Linked DNA regions of Homo sapiens: region 2 is linked to region 1. A link is a contact called in ENCODE Hi-C or POLR2A ChIA-PET data. All regions are on one chromosome and are shown on one strand. The core of a region is the stretch at or near the end of the contact, and the rest is flanking DNA. Distances in the headings are between cores, read along the strand shown.

Region 1 (5,111 bases), core at 1,027-3,526:
CAAGGAGAGCGCTTGTCTCCGGGCAGCCAGGCGGCCAGACAGCCGGTCCACTTAGCTTCGCTGCTGCGGCCACAGCTGCCCATGGCACACAAAGGGCCCTTGTTCCCACCCAGCATGTGCTCCCGGCGCCCCCCCACCGACCTCTCCCGGACATGATTAGGTGTGGGAACTATTTTCCTTAGGGCTGCATTTGACATTTGCCGTTCATTTGGGAGGAGGCGTCTGAACCGAAGGAGCCCTCGCCAGCCTCCCCTCCCATTCCCATCTCAGTGCAGGAGGTTTAGGAGCAGGCGGCCCTGACATGCCTGTGACCCCAGACGGGCCTGTGCAACCCAGGCCTTCGTTGCCTTCCACTCAGAACAGGAGAGTCTGGCCCAGGAGGGCGGCGGGCAGAGAGGACGAGAGGAAGACGGAGCCGGGGTGCACAAGCACACACATGCGTGCACGTGCAAATACACATCAGGGACACACGTGCACAGACATGCTCCAGGAACATGAACGCATGTGCAAATACACACCAGGAACACACGTGCACAGACACACTCCAGGAATATGCATACTTGTGCAAATACACACCAGGAACACACGTGCACAGACACACTCCAGGAATATGCACGCATGTGCAAATACACACCAGAAACACACGTGCACAGACACACTCCAGGAATATGCATACTTGTGCAAATACACAGCGGGAACACACGTGCACAGACACACTCCAGGAATATGCATGCATGTGCAAATACACAGCGGGAACACACGTGCACAGACACACTCCAGGAATATGCATACTTGTGCAAATACACACCGGGAACACACGTGCACAGACACACTCCAGGAATATGCATACTTGTGCAAATACACACCAGTAACACGTGCACAGACACACTCCAGGAATATGCATGCATGTGCAAATACACACCGGGAACACACATACACAGACACACTCCAGGAATATGCATGAACAATACACCAGGAACATACGTGTACAGACACACTCCAGAACACACACAGATGGCAGATGTGCAAATACACACCAGGAATGCACACGTAGAAATGCACAAAAAGACGAAATGCTCTGTGTGGAACAGTGAAGACACGCAACCCATTCCCTAAGGACATTTACTCACATGTTCACGCCCACAGCCCAGCCGGCCAGCCCCAGCAGAGCTGCGGCCTCATGACAGCAGGGGCTTGCTGGGCAGTGGGACTTCAGGGTCTATCTCTCACCTGCCCCACTCACGGGCTGCCCGTGCCCTACTCTCGTCCTCGCACAGTGGGACCCAAGATGCATTTGGGCACAGCAGGAGGGAATGTCCTGGTGTGTGAGGAATGGCAGCCGGTGGGAGCTCCGTGAACTGCCTGGCCACAAACCCGCACTGGGAGCATTGTTGAAACTGCCCTCAAAACCACAGTTGAGAGCCGGGTGGGCCCTGGGAGTTTACAGTGTGCTGGGGCAGTGGGGAGAGCCTCTGATAAACACTGGAGGAGATTGCAAAATCGTGGGTCTGAAATGTGGAGCCGAAGTTCAGTTGTAGGCTGGGGCCTCCGGCGGGGCCAGAGTACCTGGGGCAGTGCCTGGCAGGCTGGGCTGGGCCTGGCGCTCTGTTCTTCCTGAGCCCAGGCTGCCATCTGCAGACAACTGCTGCCTGCCTGCTGTCTCGTGCCGCTGGGGGGCAGAAAGGGTCCTGTGGCACCGTGGGCAGGGTGGCGGCTGATCCCCTCTTCCCGCAAGGGACCCTTTTCCTGAAGTCCACGGCACTGGTGCCCCCCAGCAGCCTTGGCCCTCCTCCAGCTTAGCCGCCCCTACATCGTGTTTGACCCCTGGAGCCTGTGGATGGGACCCTGTCTAAGAGGGAGTCTTGTGGGTGAGGTGAGGTCAGGCTCTTGAGGCAAGGAGAGGGTCTGGTCTATTGGAGGGGGGACCTAGATGACATCTCAAGGGTCCTTAGGAGAGAGAAGAGAACAGGGCGCAATCCAGCCAAGGGACTCCGGGGCTTCCCAGAGCTGGAGGAGGCAGGAAGGATCCGCCTGGCAGCCCCTGGCGCCCCCTGGAGGGAGGTGGCCCCGTGACACTTTCCTTTCAGACTCCGGCCTCGGACCTGGAGAGCACATTTCTGATGCTGAAAGCACCAAGCTCATGACACTTTGTTACCACAGCCCCAGGACACATGCAGACTCTCACCTTGACCCAAAGGAGCGTATTTTATTCAAATTTCACAAAACTGAGGACTAGGGGACATTCCAGCTGCTCAGAGAAAAGCTCGTCTGACTTATCTGTAGGAAGATGAGTTACCAGTGATGAGTCACGGCTTTTACCATTTCCAAAAATACCTGTTTTTTCCTGAACTTTTAGTTCTCTCTACCCTGATCAGAAAATTAAAAACAAAACAACAACACTTCGTGGACCAGCCCCGACAGCTGCCGTTCTGTTTTCTCCAGGCCAGCGCTGAGCAGAGCCGAGGTGGGGAGACCTGGGCAGTGCCAGGGCTGGCCCTGCTGCTGCTTCCTGGCTTCTGGACGGGGCTTCCTCTTGGCTCAGGGCCGGGGAAGCCCAGCCTCTGAACAAAGTTAGGGTCAATATCTGCATCCCTGCCCTGGCCAGGCACCGCATCTCACATGGGAAAGACCTATTTGTCCTTAAATGGGAGAGGAGACGGAATCCCAGAAGGGGGCAGTGACCCAACTAAGGTCAAAGGGCTGCCCCCGGGAAACCAGCCGCTTCTCATCCCCAAGGCAGCCTGCCCGCCCTGGAGAGCCCGGGATCCCCAGATACTGTCGACGAAAGGGGCAGGGCCTGTGAGCGACGCTGGCCTTAGGCCTGGACTGCAAGGGGTGGCCCTGGCTAGAGATGGGACTGCACACCCTTCCAGGCACCATCCTGGGTAATGGAGACACTCTGGGAACACGTATGTGCACATGCACATGCTTACACACACATGCACACTCATGCAATTACACATGCATACACAGCCATGTGCACACACACATCCATACACACATCCATACACATGAACACACATCCACACACATCCATACACGGGTGCACACACTTGCAGTCACACATGCACACACAGCCATGTGCACACACATCCACACGTGTACACACATGCAAAACATGCATATGCAGTCATGTGCCCACACATGTGCACACACATATACACACATACAAGCCCCCACACACTCAGCATGTCCACAGGTGGAGGTGGGTGGGGAGGGTGTTCTGGGGGAGCTGGGCAGGTGGGGGCAGCTCTAGGATGGCGGTGCCCGAGCTCAGCCCGGCCTCTGCTTCCTAGGTGCCACCCTAAGGACCAAATCCCCAGAAGCCAGGTGAGGACATCGGAGAACCGGGCTGCTCCGTAGCAGACCCATAGACCCTGATGCATGGCTGGGCACCCTGGCCTGTCCCAGAGCCTGCAGAAGGGCGGAAGCCTAGACAAACTCATCCGCTTCTGCTGTCCCAAGATGACTTTCAGCCCAGGTCAGCCCAGGTAAGTCCGTGTCCACCAGCTGCCCGGTCTGCTCTGGAGGCAGAGGCTTGCAGTTCCGGGAGACAGACCCGCCACCTGGCAGAGGTTGTGGGAGGCTTGTCACCGTTGGTTGGCCCCCTGGCACCTGCCTCTCCTCCCAGGGAGCAGGGATGAGTCAGCTCCCTGGCCCTTGGACTTAGGAAGCCTCAGATGGCTCTGAGAAGGCTCCTCCAGGGCTTCAGAGGCACCCTTAGAGGCTTAGAGTCTCCTGAAGATGCGAGATAGGCCTTTGCCCACCAGCCCATCACAGAGCAGTGGCTCATGCCTGTAATCCCAGCAGTTTGGGAGGCTGAGGCGGGCGGATCACCTGAGGTCAGGTGTTCGAGACCAGCCTGACCAACATGGTGAAACCCCATCTCTACTAAAAATACAAAAGTTAGCCAGACATGGTGGCAGGTGCCTGTAATCCCAGCTACTTGGGAGGCTAAAGCAGGAGAATCGCTGGAACTTGGGAGGTGGAGGTTGTAGTGAGCAGAGATCACGCCATTGCACTCCAGCCTGGGCGACAAGAGCAAAACTTCATCTCAAAACAAACAAACAAAAAGGTAGAGGAAGGGAGAATTATCTCTCTGCCTGACTGCTTGAGAGGTGGCACCTTCTCCTGTCCTCCAGCTGGGACTTGAACCCACAGCCCCACTCATGTGCAGGCCTTCAACTCAAACTGGAACCACAACACCGGCTCTCCTAGGTCTCTGGCTTGCAGATGGCAGATCGTGAGGCTTTTCAGCTTCCAAAATCATGTGAGCCAACTCCTCAGAATAAACTTCTCTCTTTCTCTCATGTAACCACACACATATAAACATGCATGTGCGTGTTTTCCTGCCCTCTCATCTCTGCTCCGTTGACTTATTTCGCTATTCCTGCTTCATTTACTCTAGTTTTCTTAGGCATGTCCATTAACGCAGCTTGTCCTTCTTCGCTTTTTAAAATAGACTTTACTTTTTAGGGAAGGTTTAGGTTCACAGTAAAATCAAGCAGGCAGTACAGAGTTCCCATGCACCCTCTGCTCCACCACAAACATGCAGCCTCCCTCACCATCAACACCCACACCAGAGTGGCCCAGGAAAACGTGTACACATGTGTACACACACACACACACACACACACACACACACACAGCATGTCCACAGGTGGAGGTGTGTGGGGAGGATGTTCCGGGCCCAGTGACAGCACGAACACATGAACCCATCCATCCATCCATCCATCCATCCATCCATTCATCCATCCATCCATCCATCCACCAATCCTCTTGGCTCTGCTTCTCTGGAGAGCACTGTGCACACAGATGCACACAGATATCTTCACTTGGTCTTCAACCCCGGAGCACAGGCAGTGCAATGGACTAAAGATAGCCTTTTCAACAAATGGTGCTGGAACAACTGGACATCCACATGCAGAAAAAACAAATGAATCTAGACACAAACCATAAAACCTTCATAAAAATTAACTCACAATTTATCACAGACCTAAATGTCAAATGCAAAACTATAAAACTCCTAGAAGGTATCGCAAGAGAAAATCTAGATGACTTAGGATTTGGTGATGTTTTTAAAGTACAACATCAAAGGCTGATCCATGAAA
Region 2 (5,606 bases), core at 942-3,441, 78 kb after region 1:
AACTTATGTTCTGAGGCACGGAAGCCTCCATAAAGGAGGGGAAAGTGCCCCTTATATTCCAGGGCACCCTTCAGTGGCCTGGAGGAGCCCTGCCTCCCTGGAGCCGTGCGCTAGGTCGGGCTGTGTGGCTGGGGCAGGCGTGCTTCCCATCCACCCAGCTCCAGCAGCTCCAGCTCCTGCAGGACGCACATCTGGCCCCATCTGCATTCTCTCACCAAAGCCTTCCACCAGAACCTCCCACCCACTCTGGAGCCCCTTCTCTCCACTGCCAGAGCCAAGGAGGCGGCCGCAGGAGTCATTCTGGGGGTCAGAAGCTGACCTCTGCTCTATTCCCTCTATTCCTTCGGGGATTTTGTGACCATGGCCAAGTCATGGTGGCAGGACCTCAGCTCCCCTGTGTGCACCTGGGGTTGGCGTCATAGACCGTCTCCATGGCCTGCCAGCCCCAGTAGGTTTGTAACCGCATCTGAGGCCACTCGTGGCTTGATAAAGAAGAAAGAGACAGGCCGAGGGAGGGAGGTGGAGGTGAGGGTGGCGATGAGATGCGTTGGGGAGATGCAGAAGGAGCTAGAGAGGGAGGTAGTGAGGGGGAGTGGAGCAGGGCAGAAGCTGGGCAGATCCACCCAGCCCAGCACCCCTGCCCAAGGGAGTGCGGGAGCCTGGGTGGGGAAGAAGTGTGGGAGGAACAGGGGAGACCCTGACTTCATGCCGCTCGCAGGCAGGGCCCTCCCTGTTGGTGAGGGGGTGCTTTTAGGCAGGTGTTCCTGGTCGGGGGAGGCCAGTCTAGATCAGAAGAGCAGGCTTGACCCCTCCTTGGCCTTTAGCAGTGCCTTGAGGCCGAGTGAGGGTCCTAGGCTGGTGGACGTGGCTCTCGAGAGGCCTGTGGACTGATTCCACCACACGTGGCTGCCTCTCCGTGAGCCGCACGGGCAGCGTGCTAGGCCTGCGTGCCTCGCCGGAGGGAGGGCTGAGTCGCACTGGCTGGGACATGGGAAACACGCCACCCAGCCACGCCAACTCCGAGGCAGACGAATGCCACTTTCTGCATGATATTTCCCCCAGATGTCCGCATCTTTCCCCCAGATGTCATCAGTGCCTGCTTCCCTCCCTGTGGAGGGCTCTGAGGGCCGACCCCCAAAGTCCATCTTTCCCCCAGATGTCATCAGTGCCTGCTTCCCTCCTTGTGGAGGGCTCTGACGGCCGACCCCCAAAGTCCATCTTTCCCCCAGATGTCATCAGTGCCTGCTTCCCTCCCTGTGGAGGGCTCTGAGGGCCGACCCCCAAAGTCCATCTTTCCCCCAGATGTCATCAGTACCTGCTTCCCTCCTTGTGGAGGGCTCTGACGGCCGACCCCAGGGTGGGAGAGGGCCAGCCCCCCAGCAGCAGGAGCAGTTTAAACTGCGGGTAAGTGTGCTCCAGGGGCCCTGGTTCTGCAGAGCCACACGCCGAGGCTCCTGAGCTATGTGAGGAATCCAGGGTGCAGCTCACTGCGTGTCGCCCAACTGCCCTGGGAACCGGCACTGCAGGGTCAGGTGCATCCCTTTCCATGTGAGCTCCTGGCCAGCCCAGGCAGACAGGGGAGGCCACACAGCTTCCAGGCAGGCAGCGGCTGGGCCTGAGCTGGCCCATACCTGCCGGGCTCCTGTCCCACCGGCTGTGTCCGGCCAGCCAGGGCTGGGGACATACACACCTGAGCTGCTCTCAGGAGCACTTTTACTGGAACCTCGAGGAACCTCAACCTCCTTGTTTCTAGGTTGCAGCTCCATTACGTGCTCTGCAAGTGAAAGATGCTGAGGTGGACACTAACGTCGGGAGGGAAGCCTAAACATTGACGTCATCTGTGCAAAAAGTCAGGAGCATCCACAGGTCCACTCTGTCCCGGACACGTTCTCAAAGTCAGGAGCATCCACAGATCCACTCTGTCCCGGACACGCTCTCACGCTCTCTCCGGTTTGACTTTGCAATAACACAGCCCACGAGGGTCACCGTGACCTTGAAACAGTCCTGGCTACTTTAAAATTAGCTGCCCCTAGGAGCATGGAAGATGATTCATCCCGTGACAAATCTTGCCTTATGTCTCTTTTAAACACACACATCTGGGTATCAGGCAGCCTCACGGGGGCAGCTTGGTTGTGCTGGAACTCAGCCTCATTGACTCCGGTTTCATGTGCACAGAAACTGACTTTGAAACTTGCAGGAAGAGGCTGTCCTGGAAGAAGCTGCAGCCTGCAGAGACGGCCCTGGGCTTCCTGCATCGCTCCCTTCCTGCCACGGGGCTGTGCCAGGAGCTTCCATGCAGCTCTCACACACAAGGCAGGTCCCCAGCTGGCTCTCTGCAGAGCCTGACCTGAGGCACCCATTCGATGAGAGCAGGTTCTCTCAGTGTAGAACCCAGACCAGCAGAAGCCGCATCACAGGGACGCTTCAGAGACGCACTGCTCAGCCCAGAACTGCCAGGCCTGGCAGCCGGGGTGCGGGGACCCTGGGACCCTGATGTTGTGTGAGTTCAGGAAAAACAGCGTTGCCTTCCTGAATGCTGTTCCATTTACTTCTAGCTCCTACGTGTTTCTTCAAGTAAAACACAGTCGAGCCTCATTATTCATGGGCAAATTTGCCTACTTACTAGCATTTACCCTAACCCAGATTCAATACTCAGGGCACCTCCACGGTCATTGGTGGACGTCACAGCGTCACAGCAATGAGACGTGAGTTTCCTGACACGGTGTCTGGGCGGGGGCAGAACGAGCCATGCTTTGGTGTCTCGTTTGTGTGTGCGTGAGTGTGTGAATGTGGGAGTATGTGAGTGTGTGTTCATGTGTGTGTTCGTAAGCGTGTTCTCACCTCAACACTAACAACCCTGACTGGCATGTGATGGCAGCCTCATGGGGCTCCAAGCCCATGTGTATGGGCTCCCTGTCTGTGCTGGAAGGTTCTACAGCAAAAATCAGCCCCTGCTCACCAGAGGCAAACTGAGCATGAAAGGAAATGAAAGACGTGAACTTTAATGCCTCTCATGTGCCGGGAGAACGAGGTCACACAGCAAATCACGGCTCTTGGGAATCAGGATGTGTTTGAAAACTTCAGGGGCTCTGAGCCCTCATGAACCCAACCGATGGGCAAGCAGCCCAGGCCCAGGCTGGAGATGGGGATGGGGCTGGCCATGGTCCCTGCCAGGAGCTGGAAGCCACTCCCGCCCCTCCTGCTCTCTCCATGTCCACTGGACACTGTCCCTGGTCCTGGGAGAAGAGGGAAGGCCTCTCAGCCTCCACTGGAGGGACTGCTGGGCGAGCCTGATCTACACCACAGCACTCCCCACCACAGGAGCGACTTCACTGACCCCAAGGGGGACACTTCCCTTAAAAGGATCATCCCACACTGACCCTTGTCTTGGGAATCCCAAGTCGGAGGTCACGTCAGAGGCAGGAATCCAGGCTCAGGGACATCTGCCCTGTCCCCAGAGGTCTTTGTTGTCCGAAGCCCTGCATTCTCTGGCTCTAAGGAATTCTGAAGCTATTTTGGACACTGCAGCCCTTCCCAGGGTGGCCAGAAGAGGACAGGCAGGCTTGCTTGGGGTGGGAGGAAGCCGTGGTCCACACTGGAGCATAGAAACCAGCCCTGTAAGCCACCCTGCTGGCCTCACAGGTTGTAGGGAGCAAAGGCCGTGTTGAAGCCCAGGAGCCCCTCAGGAAGGAAACCCCTCAGACTAGGGAACATGGGGAGTGGGCAGCCACTCCTCCCCACCCTCAGGCCCATAAGCTGCACTCCCCACAGTCCCCAGGTTCATCCACAGGGAGGCCCCAGCAGGAAGGCAGGGCCAGGGCGCAGGGCGAGGTCGGGGGAATGGACTCCCCTGGGTTTCTCCCTGCCGATCGCTGTAGTGGTTGAGTCCTCCACTGAGCACAGCCACTCCTGTAGGCTTACCCCGCTGCAGCTCGCTCTCGGATCCTAATAAACAAGTGAGTCCTCCACTGAGCACGGCCACTCCTGTAGGCTCACCCCACTGGAGCTCGCTCTCGGACTCTAATAAACAAGTGAGTCCTCCACTGAGCACGGCCACTCCTGTAGGCTCACCCCACTGGAGCTCGCTCTCGGACTCTAATAAACAAGTGAGTCCTCCACTGAGCACGGCCACTCCTGTAGCCTCGCCCTGCTGAACCACTCCTGTAGGCTCACCCCCACTGGACCACTACTGTAGGCTCACCCTGCTGGAGCACCCTCTCGGACTCTAATAAATGAGTTAGTAGCCCTGGGCACTGTACGTCCTGTGTTGAGTTCCACAAACCCTGCCTTTGCCTTTGTAAATCATCTCCTTTTTAAAGTCTTCACAGAGTATCAATTCTGACTATGCCCTCTGCTTCTTTGTGTGTCATGTTTTTGAAATCTTTTCCAAACACACCCTCTAAAAGAGAGCCACTTACCATTTTTTTCTTCTCTTTTTTTTTTTTTTTTTTTTTGAGACTGAGTCTCACTCTGTCACCCAGGCTGTAGTGCAGTGGTGCGATTTTGACCCACTGCAAGCTCCACCTCCCAGGTTCAAGTGATACTCTTGCCTCAGCCTCACGAGTAGCTGAGACTACAGGGACCTGCCAACACGTCCAGCTAATTTTTGTATTTTTTGTAGAGACGGGGTTTCACTGTGTTAGCCAGGATGGTCTCGATCTCCCGACCTCGTGATCCACCCACCTCAACCTCCCAAAGTGCTGGGATTACAGGTGTGAGCCACTGTGCCCGGCCACATTTTCTAACTAGAATTTACGGTTTTGTTTTTGACATTTAAATCCTTAATCCACTGGGAGTTACTTTCATCTTTTTCCATATGGACAACTATTTTTTTCTAGCTCTACTGATTGATAGGTTTCCCCTGTTTCCACCAACCTGCAAAGCCATTGGTTCCACCCACACAAAAATTTGTTCCTGAGTTCTCTGTCCAATCCTGGTGCCCGTCTGTTTTTCCAGGCAAAAATCTCACATCACTTCCACTGCTATAATTTCTTAACAATCCCAACATGCGGTGGAAAAATCTCCCTTCCTCTTCAGAAGTGTCCTAGCTATTCCTGTTTTTTTAGTCTTCCATATGCATTTTAGAATAATCACATCAATTCTCACGGAACACCTTTTTGGGATTTTGGTTGGACGTCCCCCAACCCCTGTCCCTGCCTGGCCATGCTGGGGAGACGCCCACCTTCTCCAGGGGCTTCGCCGTAAGGGACAGGCCTGACACCAGGATTCTCCAAGAACTGCCTGCGTCTCTTCCTGCTGAGCACTCACCTCACCGAAACCACAACAGGTAACGAACTCGGCCGCTGGTTCCTGCCCCGGGTCTCGCCAGTGGGGGCCCAGTGCTTCTGTTCACCAGCACCAGGGGCCTGGCCCACATCCCAGACAGCAAGGTGGGAGGACACAGAGGGGCTCTGCCTGCAGAGGCCTTCCAAACCCTGCCCACCTGTGCCCCCCGGGTGGGCTGGCCAGGTCCCCTCCACTCATTCCACAGCCCGCAGCAGGTGACTTCGGGCTGGCAGCTGGTTGGGGAGGCTGCCTTTTTACCGTGCCCTGAGTGAGTCAAGGCTGAAGGCTGCTGCCCGGGGATCTCTGCGCCGACTTGCAGC

The links. Hi-C counts contacts between places; a loop is a spot of excess contacts on that map. ChIA-PET counts read pairs that join two places held with the same protein, here RNA polymerase II (POLR2A). Pooled maps may share reads with other maps.
Region 2: a loop to region 1 is called in a map of CD4-positive, alpha-beta T cell, with 2.9 times the contacts of the local background. The contact joins two enhancer-like sites. A Hi-C loop is called at or near these places in 3 of 168 maps with a recorded cell type or tissue (CD4-positive, alpha-beta T cell, IMR-90 and left ventricle myocardium superior) and 1 of 50 pooled maps. POLR2A ChIA-PET finds 5 or more read pairs at or near these places in 3 of 52 experiments (Caco-2, H1 and activated CD4-positive, alpha-beta T cell).

What each region holds. Positions count from the first base shown.
Region 1 is chr21:45,307,160-45,312,270 of GRCh38, forward strand. No RefSeq gene overlaps it. Among named protein-coding and RNA genes, the nearest start is that of LINC00205, 22 kb to the left of the region's middle. RefSeq lists an enhancer at 1-666. Within about 2 kb of position 2,277, at least 20 of the 41 ENCODE cell types and tissues checked have a DNase peak (open chromatin) inside an H3K27ac peak, as active enhancers do.
Region 2 is chr21:45,384,960-45,390,565 of GRCh38, forward strand. No RefSeq gene overlaps it. Among named protein-coding and RNA genes, the nearest start is that of COL18A1, 17 kb to the right of the region's middle. RefSeq lists an enhancer at 3,451-4,262. Within about 2 kb of position 2,192, at least 13 of the 41 ENCODE cell types and tissues checked have a DNase peak (open chromatin) inside an H3K27ac peak, as active enhancers do.